Regions from separate parts of the Homo sapiens genome. Here region 2 is linked to region 1. Evidence: read pairs that join two places in POLR2A ChIA-PET (ENCODE). Cell type or tissue: CD4-positive, alpha-beta T cell. All regions are shown on one strand. Links, peaks and the distances in the headings refer to the core of each region. The heading gives the core; the rest is flanking DNA.

Evidence for each region. Peaks named below come from ENCODE experiments on the same cell type or tissue, not always from the same donor. Only the 100,000 strongest peaks of a DNase experiment are listed, where the experiment ranks them.
Region 2: POLR2A ChIA-PET joins it to region 1 with 6 read pairs; 3 of 35 experiments call an interaction of 5 or more read pairs at or near these places.

What each region holds. Positions count from the first base shown.
Region 1 is chr9:31,344,947-31,350,458 of GRCh38, forward strand. No RefSeq gene overlaps it. Among named protein-coding and RNA genes, the nearest start is that of LINC01243, 34 kb to the right of the region's middle. RefSeq lists enhancers at 2,200-2,269, 2,300-2,359. In CD4-positive, alpha-beta T cell, for the core only: no CTCF peak of the experiment used is centred there; a DNase peak (open chromatin) is centred at 2,295; H3K4me3 peaks cover 657 bases; H3K27ac peaks cover 2,745 bases.
Region 2 is chr9:31,414,207-31,419,718 of GRCh38, forward strand. No RefSeq gene overlaps it. Among named protein-coding and RNA genes, the nearest start is that of LINC01243, 35 kb to the left of the region's middle. In CD4-positive, alpha-beta T cell, for the core only: no CTCF peak of the experiment used is centred there; no DNase peak of the experiment used is centred there.

The sequences.
Region 1 (5,512 bases), core at 192-5,191:
TTCACAGAGAGTAAAACACTTAGTTATTATATATCAGCATTTTCATACATTACTACATGAAAACAGGCAATTCTTTAAATTTATTTCAAGTTCATGAGAGATATTGATTAGGGAGTTTATTCTCAAGTAATATTTTCCAGGTTTTATTATCAGGGTTCTATCTTGGATAGCAAGTAGAGAAACATTATCTATACCTCGAATATCTGAAAATTTTTTTCATAGGTTTGCTATTATATATTTTATAAATATTTAATAGAATTTAACAGAAAAGTTATCTATGTCTAAAGATTTTTTTTAATGAGAAAGTTTGAAATGACAGATCCGATTTCTTTAACTGACATGGAATTGTGCAGGTTTTCCATTTCTTCCTGTGTCAGTTTTTTAAAGTTATTTTTCTCAAAGAATTTGCCTATTTTATTTAAGTTATATTATAGACATAAAGTTTCTCATAATATTCTCTTCCTGTTTAAAATATTTTATAATTCATAATAATCCCCTGTTCTCAATCATCTTGTTAGAAATTTTTTTCTCTCTTTTTTTGTTCCTTCTTGCTTTAACCTATTTAGTGAAACAAAATTTGGCTTGTTTCAATGTCCTTTGTGTTAATCCATTTTCTATTTTACTGATTGCTGTTACTTTAGTTATTATATTCATCTTTCTACTTTATTTGCATGTAGTTTGCTCAACTTTTTCTGGAAATCTATGCTTATACTTAAGTGGTTCACTTGTAAACTGCCTATATTTAAGCCTCTTTTTATAAAATCTGACAGTTTTTCTAATGTAATTGGAGTGGTTAGACCATTTATATTTAATATAGTTACCGATGAGGTTGTTTTAAAATATACAAGCTATTGCTATTTCCTTCTGTTTTTTCTTTTTACATTTTTGTCTCTTTTGAGGAACTCAAGTAATTTTTTATTTTGTCAGCACTATTGCATTTCACTTTTCCTATTTTAATGTTTACTTAGCACTTTAAAATACATATGGCTAACTTGAGCTCAGTTTGAATTAATATTTTAATAATCTGTTAACAAGAATAACAATCTTTTGTTATTATTGATATATAAATAAATACCATATTTTATTCTACTTAAGCCATACATCCAAAATTACACAGATCTTTTAATGTTTTATTATAGACTTTTATCTTTATCTATATTAATCTATCATTCTCATACTTTCCTGCAGATTTGTGCTTCTTCCTGAAAACATTTTTCCTTTACCTGAAGAGTAAATTTTGTTTTTTCTATTGTGGGTATGCTGGAGACAAATTTTTTTCAGCTTTCATTTTTCCAGTTATCTATTTATTTTACTTTCATTTATGAAGGATATTTCACTAGATTAAAAACTATTGACTAGATTTTCTTTTCCTTTTTGCTCTTTAAAAATGACATTTTATTGCCTTCTGGTCATCTGGGTTTCATTATCAGTGATGACAATATTTAAGTTTTTAAAAGCATTTTTATGAAGCCTTTATGATATGCTTTGGGTTGGTGCATATGTGTATTTGTGTTGTATTAATCCTGTTTGGGGTTTAATGAGCTTACTGAAATTCATATTAAAGGTTTTACAAATTTAGGAGATTCTTTCATATTGTATCTTCAAAATTTTCTGTGTCTTAATTATCTTTCTGTGTTATTCTCAGTCTCCTAACATGGAAAAATATTTGACATTACCTCAGAAGACTGATACTCTGTTTTAATTTTTTCTTTTATTTATAAATTAATCTATGCTCACTCTATACTTTGTATAGTTTTATTAATGTATCTTAAATTCTCTAAGCCATTTTTTCTTCTGTGACAAGTCTGCTGTTACCCTATCCAAGCAACACTATTTAAGATTTTAAAAAATTCTTAGTTGAAGAAAATACATTTGGTTCTTTTATAAAATTATAAAATTTCTGTGAAAATAATAATCTCCTATTCTCAGCCATCTGTTAAAATGACCAATACTTTCATTGATTTTGTCCACTTTTCTCTCTGATTTTTCTCTTATTTGTAATCATTTTTATAAAGTGTTTTTTCTAACACTTAGGTTGTTTGTTGTTCTGTTCCCATTTTCTTATTTAACTGTTGAATATGAATATTAATTTTACGGTTTTCTGCCCCTTATGTAAATGTTTTTTGTATACCAAATATTGTGTTCAAAAAAAATTGTAATTTGACCAAATACTATTATATTTTTCTCTTTTGATATACATTTACACGCAGGGGACAATACTTTAATCCTTTCAGGGCTGAGCTGAGTTGTTTGGCCTGTTTGTTTTTGCTGCTGAGTGAGTTTCAGTTTCCTTTTAGCTTCCTGTTCTTAAGAATAACATGTGGTTCCGTACATCTAGCAGGATGTTGTGATATAAGTACAGCAGGACTTCAAAGACTTATTTCTGTTTTTCAATCCATCCTCCAGCCTTCAATTCTATTATGCTTTCAGAAAATGTCCTGTAAAAAAGAACTGGCAGGCAGGAAAAACTTAGCTGTATATTTGGGATCCCACATACTCGAATCTATCACATCAGTTCAAATGGTTGCTATCCATTCCGCTGGTTTCTCCTTATCCCATAACAGTCCCTTTAAGTTTGGCAGGCTTGATCCTCTACCCACCCGTGGCCGAGGTTTAACATATGCCTGAGAGAAGGAAGAGATCACTGGTTTCTGTTTTTCTAGAAACTTCTGGTATTTCTCTGGAACATAATCATTAAGAGTCTTTTGAATCACCAGCACTTTTTGCCTTTAAAAACATAGGACTTTTAATTTATCTAGGAAACAATTTCCAAAAAATGGAAACAATTTTTTCTTACGAATTCTACATTCTAGCTAGAGCAGAATATCTGGAGACAAAGAGCTTTAGTTCAGTATAATAGTGATGACTGTTAATGTTTATTGAATACTGCTGGATGTAAAGTTTGACACTAATCACTTTAAATACGGTATCTCACTTAATACTAGAATGTATTTAGTTATCTCATTTTAAATCAAGGAAAAAAGAATCGTAGATGTTAGTATTTTTCTAAATATCAAATGTTGAAAAAGTGTGCCACAATGAGCTTTGAATTCGGATGTAATTTCCTCAAGAGATGACATATTATGTTGGCTTTGCTTGATGTAGACAACATATAGCATAGTGACTTCAATTTGGAACCTACTAAAAAACCTTATGGGGAGAAGATAGTACTACAAAGGCTTGGAGAGGGACAGCTGTTGGTTAGTATTCATGTAAACACACATACACTGCCTCCTGGCACACCTGAGATGGGAGAGCCAACTGTCTTAAAGTTTCAGTGATGCTGAAAGCATTCTCAATGTTCTGATGAGAATAATATCCACTGAATCAGAAATCAAAGAAATCAACCTCACATGCTATAAGCTTTTATCCCCTACAGCTAGACAGGTCAGAGACAGACCAGTGATGGTCAAAAGATGCTGAAAATTAACAATTGATTCTAAGCATTCTACAGATGATTACTAATTTGTGAGTGTTAAAGAAGTATACTGATTTACCTTTTAGAGGTCAGTATTGAAAGTGTGGAAAAAACCTTCCACAGGATCTAAAGATTACAGCAACAATTGAGAGGCACTTTGAAATTTGTCAAAATGGGAGAGGATATAAGCATTTAGTTTGGTAAAATAGATTCAATCCAAACAACTGTGCTATCATTATCAGCATGAAACAATGTAATAATCTGAATAAGAAGGCTCTGTTTTAAAAAACAGTTGCTAAAGTGTTATGATAACCTCAGAAATATCCCAAGAGGAATGAAACTCTAAACAGAAAACAGGAATTCAAATATTTTTCTCTGAATCGATATTTTATAGTGGGAGAATGATACTTCTCCAAATTGACATTCAGATTTTCAAACTAAAATGTTAATCTTTATCTTTCTGTCATTCATTATCTCTTCTCTGAGCCAAACTCATAAAGACAAAGGTAACATATGTTAGAAATGGAAATGATCATTTGGGCAATGCGTACAATATCCTGCAGCTCCAGTAAAATTATTTCAGTTTTAGTTGTTTTTCTCACATTGGTGTAAATCCTCCCAGGGTGGGGAGAATGGAAAGCATATTACTTCAAATCTTCAAGAAGATCTTCTTTAAACTAAGACAATTTGCACACACATTGTTTCATAAGTGGGAGCTGAACATTTTTACACATGGACACGAACATGGGAACAATAAACACTGGGGGCTACTGGGGTTGGGGGAAGAAAGGGGAGGGTTGAGGGTTGAAAAACTACCTATTGCATATATACTCACTACCTGAGTGATGGAATCATTCATATCCCAAGCCTCAGTGTCACACAACATACTCATGTAACAAACCTGCACACGCAACCCCTGAACCTAAAATAAAAGTTAAAATAAATTGGACTATAAACTTCTCATTTTAATTATAAACCAATTCCAATTTATTTATTTCCCAATTTGCTGTTAGTATTTACTTAGTAACTGTGATGAACCAAAATATAAACATTTTACACTAAAAATTATACAGCAAATATGAGTTGACTTAACCACTATGTCCTTAAGTTCCCCTTTATCCAGTCTTCTATTCCACTATCTGTTTCAATAATGTCAAGATCCTCCAGCTGTGTTTCTTCATTCCTGCCAATATGAGACGTGTAACTTATGTTTAAGTAACAATTTCAATGAATGAACTATTTCTTACAATAGCAAGGAATGTACTACTCCTGGCTTTCAAATTATGATGTAAAGCAATTCTAGTCATTGATCCGCAGGGACAAGGATAGAGATGGTGCCTTATCTTATGAACCCTGTTTGTGAGCTCCCTAACTTAGGGGAGGTTCTTACAGACTCTCTGGGCCAGGGGAGGCTGATGTCACCCTGACAAAAAGGAGGAAACTGCACTTTCTATCCTGTAAAGTCAGAGAGAATCCAGTGTTTAGAGATTTTTCAGGTTTTTCTGCCAAAATGGCTATACTCGAGGTCATAAAATCCCATTCTTTCTCTACCAGGGTGCTGAAATTGGCCAAGAACACCTGTGGAGACCACGCCTTCAGTCTCCTCTGAAGCTGTGCCCTGCAGTTACAGAAGAAAAGGTGCTCTTTGTACACTGCCATAGAGCGCCTTGAGTTAATAGTTGATTAACATAAACTTATTTTTCCTTTTCAAGGCTTCAAAGACTGCTAACCAAATCCAGCTAACTCCACAGTCCTTAAAAATACCATTGCCTGCTTTAAAATATATTAGGAGAATAGGCTGGGCACAGTGGCTCACGCCTGTAATCCCAGCATTTTAGGAGGCAGAGGCGAGCGGATCACTGGAGGTCAGAAATTCAAGACCAGCCTGGCCAACATGGTGAAACCCCGTCTCTACTAAAAATACAAAAATTAGCTGGGTGTTGTGGTGGGTGCCTATAATCCTGGCCACTCAGGAGGCTGAGGCAGGAGAATTGCTTGAACCCAGGAGGGCTGCAGTGAGTGGAGATCATGCCACTGTACTCCAGCCTAGGCAACAGAGCAAGATTGCATCTCAAAAACATAAAATAGATAAAA
Region 2 (5,512 bases), core at 408-5,407, 69 kb after region 1:
AAATAAAAATAAAAATAAATAAAAGTTAAAAAGGCAGTGCTGAGTTAATCGATGTGGCCCTAATTGTTTCATGATTTCCTTTAGAGTTTTCTAAAGCAATTTGGAAACTATGGTGAATTTAAAGAACTCATCTTTCCATGAGTTCTCTGAACCTTTGCTATCCATTCCAGATGCCAAAAGCTGTTCCTGGGGTCCTGACAGCAATGTGCTTCATTATCCATGAGGCTTCCTCATTTCTGGTGCAACTGGATAATCATTCAGTAATTAAACAGATATTGATCATATTGTAATTGAGATGCCCGTAACATAAGTAAGGGTTAACTCTGATACTTACAATCAAGGAAGCATGATTAGATTTTTATCATAAATTATATAATACAATACTATGTCTCAAAAGATTGCTTCGAATGAATTCATTGCTAGTTTAGAGAAAGGAATTACACATTTCTTTTGGAATATTTGCCTAACGCATAGCAAGAATTTGACTTAGGTCTTAAAACATGAGTACATTTTGAACTCTTCAGAACTGGGTGGGAAGCAGGCCAAAAAGAATAGAGATCAAAGTAGAAAGATAAGAGAATGTAGAGCAGTTATGTATAGAAGAATAGAAAAAAATAAGGAAAATCATGAAAATGCAGTGCAATTTAAGTTTAATAGTTTGAAAGAGATTGAAAAGTCATATCAGGGCAATATCAGAGAAGTTCCTTGAATGGCAGAGTAAGAAGAAACTTAGAAACAGAGTAAGAAGAAACTTGTGCAATTAGTGACCTGAGATTTAACAATTTGTGGCTAAATTCAAGGGGCCTGTTTATCCCATATGTCCCTATTTTTTTGCTTCTTGTCATTATGAATAATCAAACCAAGATATGTCAGTTTGTCATGATTACAACTGCGGCAAACGATTTGGCCTATTTACTTGGCTGTCATGTCAAAACTTAGACACACTGATTTGCTTTATAAACATCCACTGAAAAATGGAAAAGGTGAAAAATACAGAATTGATAGTTTTCAGTTTCTCATCCTTCTTGTAGCTCAAGAGCAGCTTGTTCTTTTTTTTTTTTTTTTTTTTGAAACATTTGCTTCATGCTGTGAACTGACAGCCAGTCTTCAAAGTGCAATTCTTCTTAGATGAGGACAGTTCAAGATATTTCTCCTTTTGGCAAGGAATCAATAGTGCATTAAATTCTAGAATGTGCTTTCTGTTAGGAAACCATTACATTTTATTGTACTAATTTGGTTTTATGGCAATATCTAAAATTTGCAGGGATGTGCAGATGACTTCTGTCTTAAATTAGGCAAAATTAAGAGATCTAATCTAGCTTTAGAAATGGATAATCCTGTTCTTAGTTTTCCCTAGCCCTGAAAATTCTGGAAATTCCAGAGATCATTAATAAGCTACCTCAGGATTTGTGTGTGTGTGTGTGTGTGTGTGTGTGTGTCTGTGTGTGTGCGTACCTTAATCTAGGAAGAAAAAAGTTACTAATAAAATAAAATAGAAAAAAAATTGAGATATCTATTTGTGTATTTTACTTGCTGAATGAGGAGGTATGGAAGGACAGGCAGGCCTTTAGTATCCAAGTCTCTTGTTACGGTGACAGAGAAAGGAGGTTTTCTTAACAGAAACTTTGTATTTTAGGTGCTGTCTTGAAAAGAAACCTTACTCAGACTATTTAGGTAAGAGAGAGACATTGAGAAAAGAAGGGCATAGGCCAGGCACGGTGGCTCACGCCTGTAATCCCAGCACTTTGGGAGGCTGAGGCAGGTGGATCACTTGAGGTCAGGAGTTCAAGACCAGCCTGGCCAACATGGAAAAACCCCGTCTCTACTAAAAATACAAACATTAGCCGGGTGTGGTGGTGGGCACCTGTAATCCCAGCTACTCAAGAGGCTGAGGCAAAAGAATCACTTGAACCCGGGAGGCAGAGATTGCAGTGAGCCGAGATTGTGCCATTGCACTACAGCCTGGGGGTGAAGAAGCGAGACTCCGTCTCAAAAAAAAAAAAAAGGGTGGGGGGCATAGACAGCGGCTCTTTGAGGTCAAAGCTATAGTAAACCAAAACTAGAAAAAGGAAATATTCATAGAAGTGAAACAGACTTTCAGAGAATTGGAGAAGACAGTAATTGCATGTTTAACTTACTGTAAGTGGGAAAGATAAACGTGAAGTGCTGCTGCGGTACCCACTGTAGACACTTGGGCGATGGTGTGAATGAGGATTTATAGGGGGATTATGAGCCAATGTCTGATTGGCGAGGTTAAATATTTGGGTATATCACACTTGCCACTGTCCTTCCCTTTCATTCTCTTTCATATGAGCATGGTGAAGAAGGGATGTTATAGTCTGTACGCAGAATAATAGGGTACAATACTATAGATAAAATAAATTAGATCAACAGTTGTTTAAAATGAAATGAAAATGTACTAAAACTCTAGATTGACTACATATCTCATGTCCACATAGGGGACTCTCATATTTTTTTACCCCTTTTCAATTTTCATGTTAGTTAAGATACTTCTCACCTAATGTTTATTTTATTGTTTTTAGTTCTTTTGTTTTCTGTTGTGAAAATGCATGCATGTAGATCAATAATTTGTTAGTTTCTGGGCAATATATTGATCTTTTTATTTGATATTTTTGTTGTCTTTGTTTGTCTTCCAATATTCACTCATGTACTTGCATAACATTTTCTGGAGTAAATGAATACGCTCTAACAAGGGTTTAATTTGATCTATTCTAAATAATAGTTTGGGCAGTTTATCTGCTTGAACTCAAAGTGAACCTAAACCTTTAAAGCTGTTGTTGAGAACATATTGCTGATGAAAGTAGAAATATGCACCTCTTGCTACTTATTAAAAACAAGAACATTTTTAAAAATCATAACTAGAAATTCATGATCATAAAGCTCATTAAAATCCCTATGTATAGAGTCAACATGACTATTAATGGTATGATATCCTAAAAGTTCAAGTAATTTAAAAAAGACCACAGTGCTTCACAGATAGAGTAACTTAGAAAAAAAAGGATCTTTTAAAATTAGAAGTAAGTTCATTACAAAACTTTTACACAGGGTAATTTCTGTAATTAAATCCTATTGTTTCTAATTTTTTTTAATGGATCCACATACAAAGAGGAAAAGAACTGTAACTTAAAAACGTATAGTTCTGGTAATGGTGGAATAGCTATCATTAGGCTAATAGCCCTTCATACGGCAATTAGGTACTTGTAAGGGAAGTTTCTTTGAAGCCACCAGACAGTAAACAAAAGCAGATAGAAATTGGAGGAAATTTGAATCAGGGAAAAGGAACCACACTTCAAAAAGACATATTTACATACATTTTTCCACTGAGGGAAACCATAATGTCTATAGGGTATGTTAGCCACAGAATTCAAGTAAATGGCTGCAGTCACATTGGTCTCTTACATCAGAGGATATTGAGACTGTCTGAAAATTGGAACTGGATAAATCAGGATGAGAACAAAGCCATAGCGCATAGCTAGCTTAAACTATCATCATATCACTAGAGTAGTGAACACTTGAAATCATAACACTTAATATTAAAGTAGAATCTTACCATCACAGGTAATTTGTTGCAAATTCCATTAAAAATGGAAGTATTAAAATTAACAGCTGAAGTGACACATGACATTCTGTGGACATAGCTACTGTGCACTAATAAAAGCCACATTAGTGTAAAATTCAGAATCACCACCCCTTCTTGATATAAATTCACATGAAAATATAGAGTAATATAATGTCTCTTAATTTGTTTCATTCCAGTTTCTACCGGCATGAAATGACACTAGTCCATCAGGGAAACAGCTAGCTTATTTACATAATCACTCACTTAGATAAAAATTCAAAAGTGGCAGAAATGATTAAGTATAACTGTCATACACTTCTTTGTTAAAGATACTGACTTTCAATACCCCTTTGAACAACTCTGATTAGGATATGGTCTTTTACATGCTATTCCTTTAATACATGGTAGGAAAAAGCAAAATTTCCAATCTTCTCAAATGAGTAAAATTATTAGTGCATTAAATACACAGTTCCCACATTTAATAATAAATAGAAAGCCACTTAAAATTATCTAATGAGTAAAGAGGACACATATAAACCTTATTCTAGTAAAAATTATCTCGTAAATCAAAAACATGATTTTTATTCTTTCTGTTAATTACTTCAGAAGCTCAGTGACTCCATCTTAGATAACTGTCTACAGCAGAAAATTACAGTTTAACTGCTCACTCTCAAACATACAAAATATGTATTCCATTTGCTTTCTATAGCAACATATTTTAATAATTATGGAATAGTTTCACAAATTCTTAGATTATTTTCTCACAGTCCACATATAAGCAATATGACATTTCATAGCTCAAAGTTACGTTCTATTACACACAAGGTTGCTTAAATTCGCTTTCGTTTTTGGTTAAACCACGAAAACAGTGAGCTGAAGTAGGCCAACTTTTTATGGAATGTAAGGATCTACATTAACTTTCAGTTGTAATATTTATGTTGCATCTACCCTCAAAAATAGGTAGTAATGAGAAAATAATATATTTATTAAACAAACATGCCAGGGATATGAGTAACCTTATCATTTCTATACATTGCTCTTCTTTTAAAAAGTCCATATTTTTACAGACCTTATATCGTATAACTGTTTTATGTGTATGTAATTAATTTATTGTGCACTGATAGGAGTTTCATTAACATATTAAGTAAACAAGGGAGACAGAGCCAAGAAAGGATAGGTAAATGCAGATTGTATATTGCTAGTGATAGAGACAGGAGGTAGAGAAACTCTAGGCAGACAGGGGTGGGTCCCTGGCGAAACCCCCACCTTTGAGCCAAAATGCCTGAAACCTGCAGCCCAAAGTGAGAACTTCCATCCATGTGTGTCCACTCTCTCCTGAGCAGTTCTTTCTGAATAATTTCTTTTTAAAAATTGAATATTGCCTTTTCCAAAACTAACTATGGCCTGCCCTGCCCCCCTGTGCCTATAAAGACCCTAGACTCAGAGTAGCTAGACAAGAAGAAGCAGCTTGACTCCAGAGACAACAGCTGGACATCGGAGAGAGGCAACCTTACTTCAGCAGAGAGCGACCTTCCCTTCCCGTCTCCTTTCCAGTTCCCCTATCTGCTGAGAGCCACTTTCATCGCTCAATGAAATTCTCCACATTCACCATCTTTCAATTTGTTCACATGACCTCATTCTTCTTGGGCACTAGACAAGAATTTGGGACCCACCAAGTGTGGGTACCCAAAAAGGCTGTCACACCGGCCTTTTGCCCTTGCTGGCAGATGGCAGCTGCCCCACTCAACAAGGCAAAGGGCCCACTGAACTGATAACACACTGTTGTCCACAGACTGCAGAGCTAAAAGAGCACTGTAACACAACCTCTGGGGCCTTGGGGTTGCAGGCACCCCAACCTGGATGCTGCAGCAGTGCCTTCACAGAGTTTGCTCCTGCCAGCACTGAAGTGGCTGGCTGGTTCCTGCACTTGCT